Linked DNA regions of Homo sapiens: region 1 is linked to region 2. Evidence: chromatin contacts called from ENCODE Hi-C or POLR2A ChIA-PET data. All regions are on one chromosome and are shown on one strand. Each heading gives the region's core, a stretch centred on a gene start or an enhancer-like site at or near the end of the contact. The rest is flanking DNA. Distances are from core to core; before and after follow the strand shown. Region 1 overlaps FHIP1A (FHF complex subunit HOOK interacting protein 1A). Region 2 has its middle 62 kb from the start of LINC02273.

Evidence for each region. A loop is a pair of places that touch in the nucleus more often than their neighbours do. ChIA-PET counts read pairs that join two places held with the same protein, here RNA polymerase II (POLR2A). Pooled maps may share reads with other maps.
Region 1: a map of cardiac septum shows a loop between it and region 2 (3-fold over the local background). The contact joins two enhancer-like sites. A Hi-C loop is called at or near these places in 1 of 168 maps with a recorded cell type or tissue (cardiac septum) and 1 of 50 pooled maps. POLR2A ChIA-PET finds 5 or more read pairs at or near these places in 2 of 52 experiments (H1 and activated CD4-positive, alpha-beta T cell).

Annotation. Positions count from the first base shown.
Region 1 is chr4:151,666,897-151,672,370 of GRCh38, reverse strand. It overlaps FHIP1A (FHF complex subunit HOOK interacting protein 1A), which reads right to left. Exons shown (of 14, transcript NM_001109977.3): 14 at 1,868-5,474. It overlaps GATB (glutamyl-tRNA amidotransferase subunit B), which reads left to right. Exons shown (of 13, transcript NM_004564.3): 13 at 1,069-1,867. The coding sequence ends at 1,197. LOC107986197 (a long non-coding RNA gene) reads right to left here and starts at 782. Exons shown (of 2, transcript XR_001741447.3): 1 at 1-782. Within about 2 kb of position 3,535, at least 4 of the 41 ENCODE cell types and tissues checked have a DNase peak (open chromatin) inside an H3K27ac peak, as active enhancers do.
Region 2 is chr4:152,035,746-152,041,651 of GRCh38, reverse strand. No RefSeq gene overlaps it. Among named protein-coding and RNA genes, the nearest start is that of LINC02273, 62 kb to the left of the region's middle. RefSeq lists a silencer at 91-170. Within about 2 kb of position 3,276, at least 3 of the 41 ENCODE cell types and tissues checked have a DNase peak (open chromatin) inside an H3K27ac peak, as active enhancers do.

The DNA.
Region 1 (5,474 bases), core at 2,286-4,785, 370 kb after region 2:
CGGCAGAGCAGGGAGAGTACAGGAACTTCAGCTTCATGCTTCTAAGAGGTGGGAAGAAAGGCAGAAGGGAAAAGTATTCATAAATTGTGGAGAAAATCCCTGACAGGAGCATGACTGAAAACCAGGTCATTTTGTGTTCTTAGCACAGCACAAGACATAAAAGCTAAAACGAGTGGCATCCCTCCCTCCCCAAGTCTAATCATATTGTCTAGAGATATTTTTTCAGTGGGGAAAAAAATTGTCGGCATCTTTTTCAGAATAATACCCACCCACCCATCAGCTTGCCGGGGACACTCACAGCTCTGTAAAGAGCTCTCGATAAGGAAAATGAGCCTGCACTGGGCCTCCACAGCCTCGTCTTCCTGCCTCATCTGTGGTGACTGATAAAGACGTGCCAGTAGTTTCAGGCTTGTTCTGTGGCACTTGAGTGCAGATCCTCATGTCATTGCCCTTGGAGACGCTGCAGAGCAGGAGGTCACGTGGTGGCCCTAAGAGTCAGTGGCTATCTGATAGGAATTCAGCACCTCCTGGCTTCCTCACTCCCCCTGCCCACACAGCACACTCCCCCCGACCCAGCGCTCTGGAAGACTCGGCCAGTGTGTAGATCTGCTTTCTGATAAAGGAATCTTCTTGGTGGGGAGCAGGGGGAGAAGGAAAGCCACACATTTCAGCTGAACATCACTGAGAATCAGAGAGGTGTCCTCACTGATTAGACGCAGTGATTCATCATCTCAGAGAGATTATCCCTCCCCAGACTCAGTGTCCTCGGTCATTGTGGCGTCGCAGAGGGGAGGGCCCTGGCTCCCACGTGCCAGCTTCTCTGGCTTTCGGCAATCACTTCTTGCTCATTTTAATCAGAAAGCAGAGTAGCAAAAATCTCCTTTGACAGGAGCCTAGAAACCTACTCAGAAGTGAGGCCCCTCCCCTTTTTCTGTTCTACATTTTATGTCTAATACTAGTGGAAATAAGCGGAATTTAATTTTCAGTAAACTTAAGCCTTAGTTTGGGATTTGGGGGCATGAATCCCTTCATTTTCTCCTCTTAAGTAAGTAATTTCTGTCCTTCTAGGTAATGGATGTGAAGAACAGAAACCCCAGAGCTATAAATAAACTGATTGGGTTGGTCCGGAAAGCGACTCAAAGCCGAGCAGATCCAGTCATGATAAAGGAGATCCTGGAGAAGAAGCTGTCATTGTGAGATGTTTGGGATCCCCTTGCCCAAGGGACAACAACAAACAGTGCAGCCTGACTGGGAACAGGATCCTGTGAAAGCTGATGCCCATGTGCCCTGAGAGCTGCCTCTCAATCCCTGTCCCAAGCCACAGCTATGGCATTAATGTCACCAGTGTTCTCACCCTCTAGGCCCTGTGCCTGGAGGTGCCTCCACAGCCGACCAGCAGCCACCCCGCCTGCTTCATCCACATCAGGAGGGTCCGGTGAGGCTGCAGCAGTGGTTAAGGAGTAACACCTTCTTGTATTAAGGAATTTTAAACTAAATAAAATGTATGTTGGAGATACTGTTACCCATTCTAAGAAAACTTTTCATTCTGCAGTTCCTTCAACAAATATTTTTGAGCAACTCCTAAGGGCCAGCCATTGTAGGTGATGGGCATTAGCAGTGGTCAAGAGAGACTGTAATTTGGATGTATTGTTTTCAGACCTAAACACAGGTTAACAAAGATGAAAATACAACCAAATAAACTGGCACAGTATAAACACATTTGTTTGTTTAAGGAGGTCTCAAGAGGGTGGGGAAGGAGGATATTATTAGAATTAATCAACCTATCGACTGAGTAGAAGTGATATTGCCTGTTAAACTCCCTCCCCATCCCAGAAGGCACAGTCTGAGAATAAATGAATTAAAAAAATAAGTTTTCCAATAAATTTAATCAATAAAATATATACTGAAATATCACATAAAAATTAACTTACACTTCAAAGATTGTGCAGCTGACAACTCCCCCAAATCCCCCAACCCTCAGGCCAAACAAGATAAAAAGAAACAAGAAAAAAGTTGTAACATGAAATTGACTTGTTTTGCTTGGAAATAAGATTATAAATTAGTAAATCAAAATCTTGACCTCTCATGATAATCGTGGTGTGCTGCAGGCATCACGATGAAGGCGGGGCTGTCTGCACTCCTGTGCTTGCGACACTAATACTGTTCTCTCCACTGCACCGGAGCACCTTTGTTCGGTATATATATGCCTTTGTTACCTCTGACTCACGTCGCTTAAAGACCAGTTTTGCAAATGTTGTTTTTTAAAAGCATACTTGTCAAAACTGTGATGTAAGAGAATAAAATCCTTGGAGGCCTTGATTTGAAGCTGTGAACCTGTAGCCTACCAAGGACAGTAAAAACATTCCCGTTGTGAACACTGCTCCAGAAGCAGCTGAGGAACTAGAAAAAAGTGGACACCCCTCCATCACCAATTCAGCGACTCATGCTTCCTGGCTTGCACAGTTCCTCAGGACTTCCCTGAGAGTGATGAGAAAGGTGCCCCTCTTCCCCAGCCCAAAAGGTAGGCAGAGAAAGGTAACCAGTTGCGTGGTTCATTTTGGACAGGCATGAGGAGGTGGCTTTTTAAAAAAAGTCGTTTAAAAAAATTAGTGACAGAATTTTAAGAGACTATGTGACCTTACCCGGGAAGCCAGGTGCCCCGCATCCTGTTGCGGTCCTGAAAACTACTGGGTCTAAAGTAACATGATTTTCACCAAATCTCTCTACAAGACAGTAAGGCTGAAGCAGTTCTCTCCTCACTCTGCAAGTCTGAATTACAAATGGGCAAAGGTGGTCTGAGACTGGAGTCTGACAGGATCTTTATTTTGTAAGAAAGGAGAAGGTTCAGTTTCATTTTATAAATTCTGTTTTCACCAAAAGTTCTGGCTTCTTGGTGACTAAACCTTACAGAAAGCATCGAAGATCTTTCCAGACCATTTAAAATTAAAGGCTTACTTAAAAGGGGGTGCAGCCAGAAAAAGACATTTACCAAAACTATTATGTCAAGTGCAAACTGTATTAAGGACTGATTATTCCCAGAGGAAGATGCCCTTGTTAAAGCACTTGATTTGTCCAGGCTGATTCTCATTCAGCTCTGACAAACTGCCTGTTGTCTTGAATGCCAGCTTCTGAAATCCTGAAAGCCAAACCTTGTAAGTTGATATCATCACTGCTGCTAGGAAAAACCCAAAGCATGGCTCTGACTGAAACCCGATGAGATATTCTAAAGATATGTTTACATTAACACCCCAAGAAATTCGCAAAGATGGCTCTGCTTATAAAGGGGCCTCAGTGAAATACAATTTTACATTCTTGCATGAGTGTGCGTTTAGTCTGGTCTACTGGTTCACCCTTCAGGGAGAAATCTCATTAAAATGTATGAGTTGGCACCACAGGTGATGCCATTGCCATCTGTCTCAGGAATCCACACACCTGTAGGCTGGGTGTATAATGCTGAGGCTCTGACTAGAAGTTAGAAGTGTGCTGGAAAACTGGCTCTGCCCCAGGCTGGCTTGAACCAGCTCTGCCTGGTCAGGCCCAAACCCTGTGTTCTGTTGCCTGGGGAGGAGGTTGGAGGGTTCTGGTGGGAAGGCAGGAATGTGCCAGCCCTAGCACTCTGCATGCTACCTAACAGAGGGAGTATTCAGTAAAAGCTCGCTTACTGTATGAAACAAATTAATGGACAGCCTTTTGTGGGGCCCTTTTGAAGAGACACTGGTGATACCAACTACTAGGCTTCTGCGTTCTGGGTCATCTGGGTCTAGAAAGGAGCTGTTTGATCTCTGTCCAGGGTCACACATCACAGTGAACTTCTGTTCCTGTCTTTCAAGGTGGAGGCCTAGGCCTAGGAAAAAGAACCTAGATCATTATTGCACCAAAGTAAGGATATTTTAGCTGAGCTCCCCCACCCCATGTACATTTTAGTAATTATTGCTAAAATAATTACTAAGATGGCCTCGAAGTTTCGGAAAGTACACACCCTCCTTCAGCTTGGAGTTGGTTAGTTCAGGACACAGCTTATGGCCATGACCCGCTATTTTATATTGTATCTTTCATTTCCATTGAATTTAGTTGCATAGTTTCCACATGGTGACTATTGGGGAAAAGCCACCAGATCTATCTGAAAGGCCATATTCTTTACCCATTACCAAAAGCAGCATGGAAGTGGCTGCCATGCCTCTTCAGCAGGTTTTAGACAAACATATTCATGGATTATTTGCAAATAGAGCTGACCCTTGCTTGTGAGGTGGGAAGCATCTGATTGAAACCCTTAGTCAAATAGCTTAGCAAGAGTCGTGTAAGTAAGATTGTCAACACCAAATTCCCTCTTTTAAAATATCCACAGGGCAAAAAGGGGCCTTGTTACAGGTGGGCCTTTCATAGACTTGTCCCAGTAAAAAGTCAGCTGACACACTAAGCAGCACAGACTTCTGCAGCCTCCGTTCCATGAAATTTAATCTGGCCTAAGAGCTTCCATCACCTTTGTTGGGTTCTGAAATGACACAGTAAATCTAAACTCCCCGAAAGATGCCTGGAATGCATGTCGAAGTCATGCTGACAGGTCCTATTGGCCGTCTTGTTACTTGTGTAGGTAACAGTGAACTAGGTTAACTTAAACCTTTTAAGACATGAACAAAATTCACAGTGACCCTACAAGCTAGGAAAGGTCAGTCCTAGCTAAAATCATGATCAGTTTTAGGATTCTACGTGCAAGAGGTCAAAGAACTGAAGGCTTCCACCCACCTTCTCCTGGTCATTCTTTTCCCTAAAGAACCTCTGAAAATCTTTCACTAAAGTCCTGTTTATCCAGTTATTGAGCTGCCAGGATAATCTGTAGTCCCAAAACAAGTAATGGCCTAATAAATGCCTGAATGTAGAGAGGATTTACTGAGGCAAAATTATCCTAAAAACCATTCTCAGTCTTCTGAGAGCTCTTTCTAAAGCATTAGGTTTACGAGGTTCATTCAAAAAGAAGGGGGGGAAAGAGTCAACTGCATTCTCTTACAGTGTTTCCTCAGTGATGTGATTTAAGGGTGGAACATAAAGTGGTTTGACAGTGTTCTGTTTTAAGCTGTTACTTGATGGAAAATTAGTGTTGTGTTATTTATAGACTGATGGCTGAAGCAACAAGGGGCCTAGAATATCTTCCTAATGACTTAAAGCTGATGTGGCATCAGCTACAAGAGACTGCTGTTTCCAGGAAGAGCTCACACTGCAAAGCAGGCTGCCGTTTGCAGCAAACCACACATGACACCAGCCTGAGCCAGTGACTTGAAGTAGCACGTGCAATAATAGCTGACCTGCAATAAAGTGTTTCATAAAAATGGCAAGCATGACAGACAGCCATTTCAGTAAATACAGGGCTGGTAATTAGCAATTACATTGAACTGCCCTTAAATGAGAACTGGGGCATATGCAGATACTGAACACCACGCCGGGACCATTTAAAATTAAGGGCTTACTTAAAAGGGGGT
Region 2 (5,906 bases), core at 2,027-4,526:
AGCCCTCCACAGAGGCAAACAGAGGAAGACAGAGAACAGGCCCCTGATGATTTTAAGAGGACCAATTTTGTCTCAGTAGTAAAGGTAAGATGGACTGTAGCTGGTGGGTGGGGGCGGTGGGGAAGTGAAAGGGCTCTTGGTGGTTGGTTTGTAAAAGAGCAAAGCAACCAAGGCACTGGAAACCTGCAGTGTGACCCAAAAACACACAGGCTACCCGAGCAGGTGGCAGGCATCTCTCCACCAGGAGGGAGACGCTGGAGGAAAATAGAGACTTTTAAAATGGCTTTGATGACCCAAACCCCAGGAACTGTGAAGACTAGGTTGGCAGCAATAAAGCAAACACTAGGAATAAATGAAACAGTGCTTGCCTCTAAAAACCCTGGGGAGACCCTGGCTCCTGTTTTGAGCTGGGCTGTGTCAGGAGCTCACATGTTCAGAAGCTGATTATGTGCTAGGCACTGTGTTGAGCCTTTAAAATACATACTTCCATTTAGTCCTCACAGTCAGCCTCGAAGGTAGAGAAAGTGTTCCCATTTAACAGATGAGGACACTGAGGGTATGGGAAGTCTAGAATTTATTTAAAGTTAAACACAAACTGGAGGTGATATGCAAACTCAGGTCTTTCCTTAAAACCCACACTCTTCCTACTACTACTGACTGCCCCTTACAGAAAGGATGGGATTCACTCATTGAGCACATAGTCCTCAATCACTCATGGTGTGAGCTCCTGTTTACCACACCTTTGGGATATGCCAGGCATGTTTTATGTTTTTTTACATGTGCTAACTCATGTAATCCTCACATGCCTTATGAAAAGCTCTTCTATTAATATTATTCTCATTTTGGAAATGGAGGCACAGAGAGGTTAAATAACCTACCTAAGGTCACGCAGAATAAACAGTGCAAGGATTCAAATCTAGGCAGCCTGGATCCAGAGCCCACATACTTAACCTTAATACTCATGCTGGACTGGGTGCGGTGGCTCATGCCTGTAATCCCATCACTTTGGGAGGCAGATCACTTGAGGCCAGAGGTTTGAAACCAGCCTGGCCAACATGGAGAAACCCTGTCTCTACTAAAAATTCAAAAATTAGCCAAGTGTGGTGGTGGGCACCTGTAATCCCAGTTACTCAGGAGGCTGAGGCAAAAGAATCGCTTGAGCCCCGGAGGCAAAGGCTGCAGCTGCAGTGAGCCGAGATCACACCACTACACTCCGGCCTGGGCAACAGAACGAGACTCCATTTGGAAAAAAAAAAAAAAAAAAAGCCGAAAACACCAAAGAAACAAAAACTCACGCTGTATTCTGCATCCCAGTGGATGTCCCTGTGTGCCAGGCTTCTTCTCCATCCTAATGTTTCCTGTCTAATGTGCCCACTGGAGAGGCTCTCTGGATGGGAAAGCTGACGCCACTGAAATTTTCTGGGAACAGAAGGCCAGAGGTGGTGGGTGGGAAGCTTTTGTGGCTGTCAGTTCTATGCTAATGACATCTGCTTCTTGGCAGGGGCACCTCTGATCCTAAGGTGAGATTAGTTCAGTCCCTTTCAGCACCTGGTTTTGGGATCTGAGAAGTCTGAATGTTAGGGGTAACAGTGCATGGACCAGGGAGGCAACTCACCCAACTACTCTGCTGTCCAAATAATTTTTTTTTAATTAAAAACTCCTCTTGGGAGATTATAGGGAGAGCACAAGCAGGTGGTGCTAAGAGTGAGAAAAATCTTCTCTGTCCCTTGGGGAATGACTAAGAGCAATGCCTATTCTACTGAGATTTGCAGTTCAATTTATCTTCCTTAAATGACCACATAGGAAAATGATCACAGCAGCGAAGCGACATTAGAAATGTGGAATGGATAAATAAAACTTTGGATGAGCGCACCGGCTGCTGAACCCATTTGAAAAATGGAGATCTGAGAAGCACACAGACTGAACTGTGAGAAGCCCTTGGAAGGAAGGTGTCGGAACAAATGTCAAATGTTTATCTGGACTAAAAGATAAACTGATGTGCACAAGCCCTCAGGCCCTTGCAGGTTTCCTTCTTCATGGGCAAGGCTGTGGTTTCCATAGGTCATTTCCCTGCAGTGGTTATAGCTGCTTTTAGCATAAGCCAAGAATCACCGTCGTTGGAGGTGGAAGGGGGCCTTTGGGGTCACACTGTATAGTCTGACCATCTCACTTTGCAAATGAGGATCTCAAAAGATAAAGTGACATGAGAGATGAAATGACATGGCCTGGTATTCCACGTGCATTTTCTTGGAGGATGTTTATAAAAATCAAACCAGTCGTCAGATTGGAATGTAGGCTACGTAGCAGCAGCCACTAACATCAGCAAACTCGACGACGTTCCAGATACTCGTGAGCTTTCTACGTACATGATCTCATGTAGTCTTCACAATGACCTGACGAGATTGGAACTAATATAGCCTGTATTTTCCTAGATGAGGACATCTAGGCCTGGAGAGATTCAGTGGCCTAACCGAGGTCACACTGCTAGGAAATGAGAGAGCCACGTCTCAACCCAGCCCTGGTACCACATCCCATGGAAACCCTGCTCTGCTGCCTTCTAACAAGACAAGAGTAGGAAAATGGTCAAAGGAACCAGATGTCCCTCATGGGAATATTATTCTACAATTCAAAATCATTATAAAATCCATGTACGAATATGGTAAATGTTTATTACTTAGTGTTTAGTGAAAATGCAATACTCGATGCAAAAATATTCAGAAGAAAAATGAAAGAACACTTAAACACCAACAGTTGCTGACTAGTGTGGAAAGCTCTTTTTTCTTCTGATTTTTCCCTTTTTGAATTTTCTATAATGTGGTATAGGTCTTTTGTAGTGAACAAATAAATGTAATCATTTTTCTTTAAACAACTATCACTGTGCTCACAGAATCGATAAGAAAAAGACTAAAATGAATGGTAATATATTTTCCTTTCCTTGGCAATAAAAACTAATAAGTAATTGATTTGCACCAAGAGATAGAAGATCATTTTACAAAGTCCATACACAACACAAGTCCCTTTTCACGTTTCATCAGATGCAACAGAAACTAAAATTCCAAGAATTTAAGTTTTGAAGCTACCCTATTTTTGTGACTTGCGTAGCCTAGTCTATTAATAAAAGGAGATAACCTTGCTATGTTTACCAGCATAGTGACTAATCATTCTTTCCTTCTGTCTGTAGCTGAGTTCCAGCCAACATTAAGACTCATGGACACATTGGGTTGGAAGGTTGCTTACTGTTCACCTTCCACACACTCAGGCACAGAGAGGTGAAATCACTTGCTCAACGTCTTGTGAGTCTAAATATTTAAATGCTGAAAATAAACTCTCAGCTCCTCAAGGGCAAGACCCATTCTTTATGGTGCCAATCCCAGCACCCAGGGCAGAAGGCTTCCTTTACTAGATGAGTTAAAATCTTAGTGAGGGGCCAGGATGAAAAGTCCAGTTCAATACACAGAGGCGATGGAAGAAGTGGCTCACAGTCACTAAGCACTTCTTAAGTGCCAAGGACTATGCTGAATACCTTACAGGATTCACTTACAGGGGCTATTCACTAAATAATCCTGTGGTAGTGGTAATATTATTTCTGTGCTGAGAAAAATGTGCCAACCTGAGCCCCTTGCCCAAAGCCATAGAGCTAGCTGGTGATGGGGTCAAGATTTTAACCTAAATTTCAGAGCCAGTCCTTTTAGCCCGACTGGGACTCACAGCACCAACTCAAGCCCTTAGGCAGGTTTTCATTCCCAAAGAGTTCAGAAACTTGCCCGAAGGAAGAAGGGGAACTAGACTGAGTGCCAAATGTCTGTAGGCCTGAAACATGACCAACATATTTGTTGCAATTCAGTAAACCTTAAAATGACCACCTCATAAAAACCAATCCGTGCCTCTTCCACTCTTCTCCATACTCAAGCTTGCCTCCAAGTAAAATAAGTTGTATTAGCCTGTGGTCAACTTGCTCTTAGTTACTTAGGGTGGGCACTCATTTTTAATAGAACTTGTGTTCAAATGTAAACATGCTAACTCAGCATTCATTCAATGTACATATCTCAAGTTTCAGGCCTGTGCAAGGCATGAGGTAAGGATGTGGTAGCAAAGTTCTTTTTTAATATAGCATCTGACCTCAAGATTTTTTTTTTTTTTTTTGAAATGGAGTCTCACTCTGTTGTCTAGGCTGGAATGCAGTGGCACAATCTCAGCCTACTACAAACTCCACCTCCCAAGTTCAAGCGATTCTCCTGCCTCAGCCTCCCAAGTAGCTGGGATTACAGGCGTCCACCACCACACCCAGCTAATTTTTGTATTTTTAGTAGAGATGGGGTTTCACCATGTTGGTCAGGCTGGTCTTGAACTCCTGACCTCAGGTGATCCACCTGCCTCAGCCTCCCAAAGTGCTGAGATTACAGGCGTGAGCCACCACGCCTGGCTGACCTCAAGAATTTTTAAATCCATCAGCTTTCACTGTGAGCCAGATGGATTCAAAGGAGGCCAATAGGTGATGCCTTTGCTGTTGTTCATTAATAGTGAGGATTGCATGCTCATATGTTTGCCAGAGGAATTATGTAAATATTTGTATATTCTAATACCCATCAAGGTGGGCCTCAACTCCCTGCACTGAAAAGACTGAGTTCTGTTTCCTCTGTTAAAATTAAGTGGTCCTGGTTGAATTCAGGGTACACTGTCTTAACCAGTCAATGTGTAGAGCCAGTAAAATTGGCATCGAAGGAAAGAAAGAGAAAGGAACAAGCAGACATAAGATAACTGAGAAACACACATTTGGGAAACAAATGGATCAAGAACAGGCTTTGGAGCCAGTCAGGTCTGAGTCAGAATCTTGGCTCCACCAATCCCTGGCTATGTGACCTTGGTATATCCTGTAGTTATTTTCAGATTCCATTTCAAATCACTAAAATGATATACTAATGCCTCACTTGCAAGATTATTCAATTTGTGATAAAATAGATGAAAGGTCTAGCACAGTGCCTGGCATCTTGCAATGCCAATGTGTGGTAATTGTCACTTTTATTTAAAATCACTGGGGATTTCCACTAACACTTGGCATGTCTCAGTTGTAAATTAAGTAGAGGACCTCCCAAAGTGAGAAAACATAATTTCTTAAAGTGAAATCAGCAATCAGCTCAGCAGTATTTATGAAGTGTCTTTTGGTAGATATCACTGGCGTGGACTCGGGGCGGGTTGTTGGAAAGCAGGATGTACTATGGAGCGTATTTTTTTCAACAATGGTGAGAAAATAAAAATGCAAATTAAAATGAAAACAGAACTAAAAAAACTTATTTTCAAAACACTAAGCTAGGCCTCCATGGAAAAAGAAAATGAAATCACCAACTTGGTTTGGCTCCAAAGGCAAACTATAAATGAACACAGGTATCCAATCATCACCAAGGGTTGATCATCTAACGATGCACTAGAGCAAGGTGTAGTTAATGTAATGCAAGCTGCTGTAACAGACAACCCCCCAAAGTCCAAAAGGCTTAACACAGTAAATGTTCCCTTCTTGTTGCATAAAGTCTAACAAACTGAGCATGGGATGGATGGAAAGGACCTCTCTGCTCCATGTAGTCACACAGCTCCCAAAATGAGCAAGTCTCTGCCATCTACAACAAGTGGCTTCCAATGCTGCCCTGGCATTCACATCCAGCCTACAGCTGGGGAAGCAAGACAGAATTGAATGTGGTAAGTTTTCATGGGTCAGGCCTGGAGAACACACATATTACTTTTGCCTCCACATTTCTTGGCTGAAATTGAATCACACCTAACTGCAAAGGAGGCTGGGAAAACAATCTCTTTGCATTCTTAGGAAGAAATGGAAATCGGTGTTTGGAACAACAATTGATCTGCCATGCAGGGCACTTGCAAACTCCAGGAGCACTCCCCGCAGTGTTTGGGAA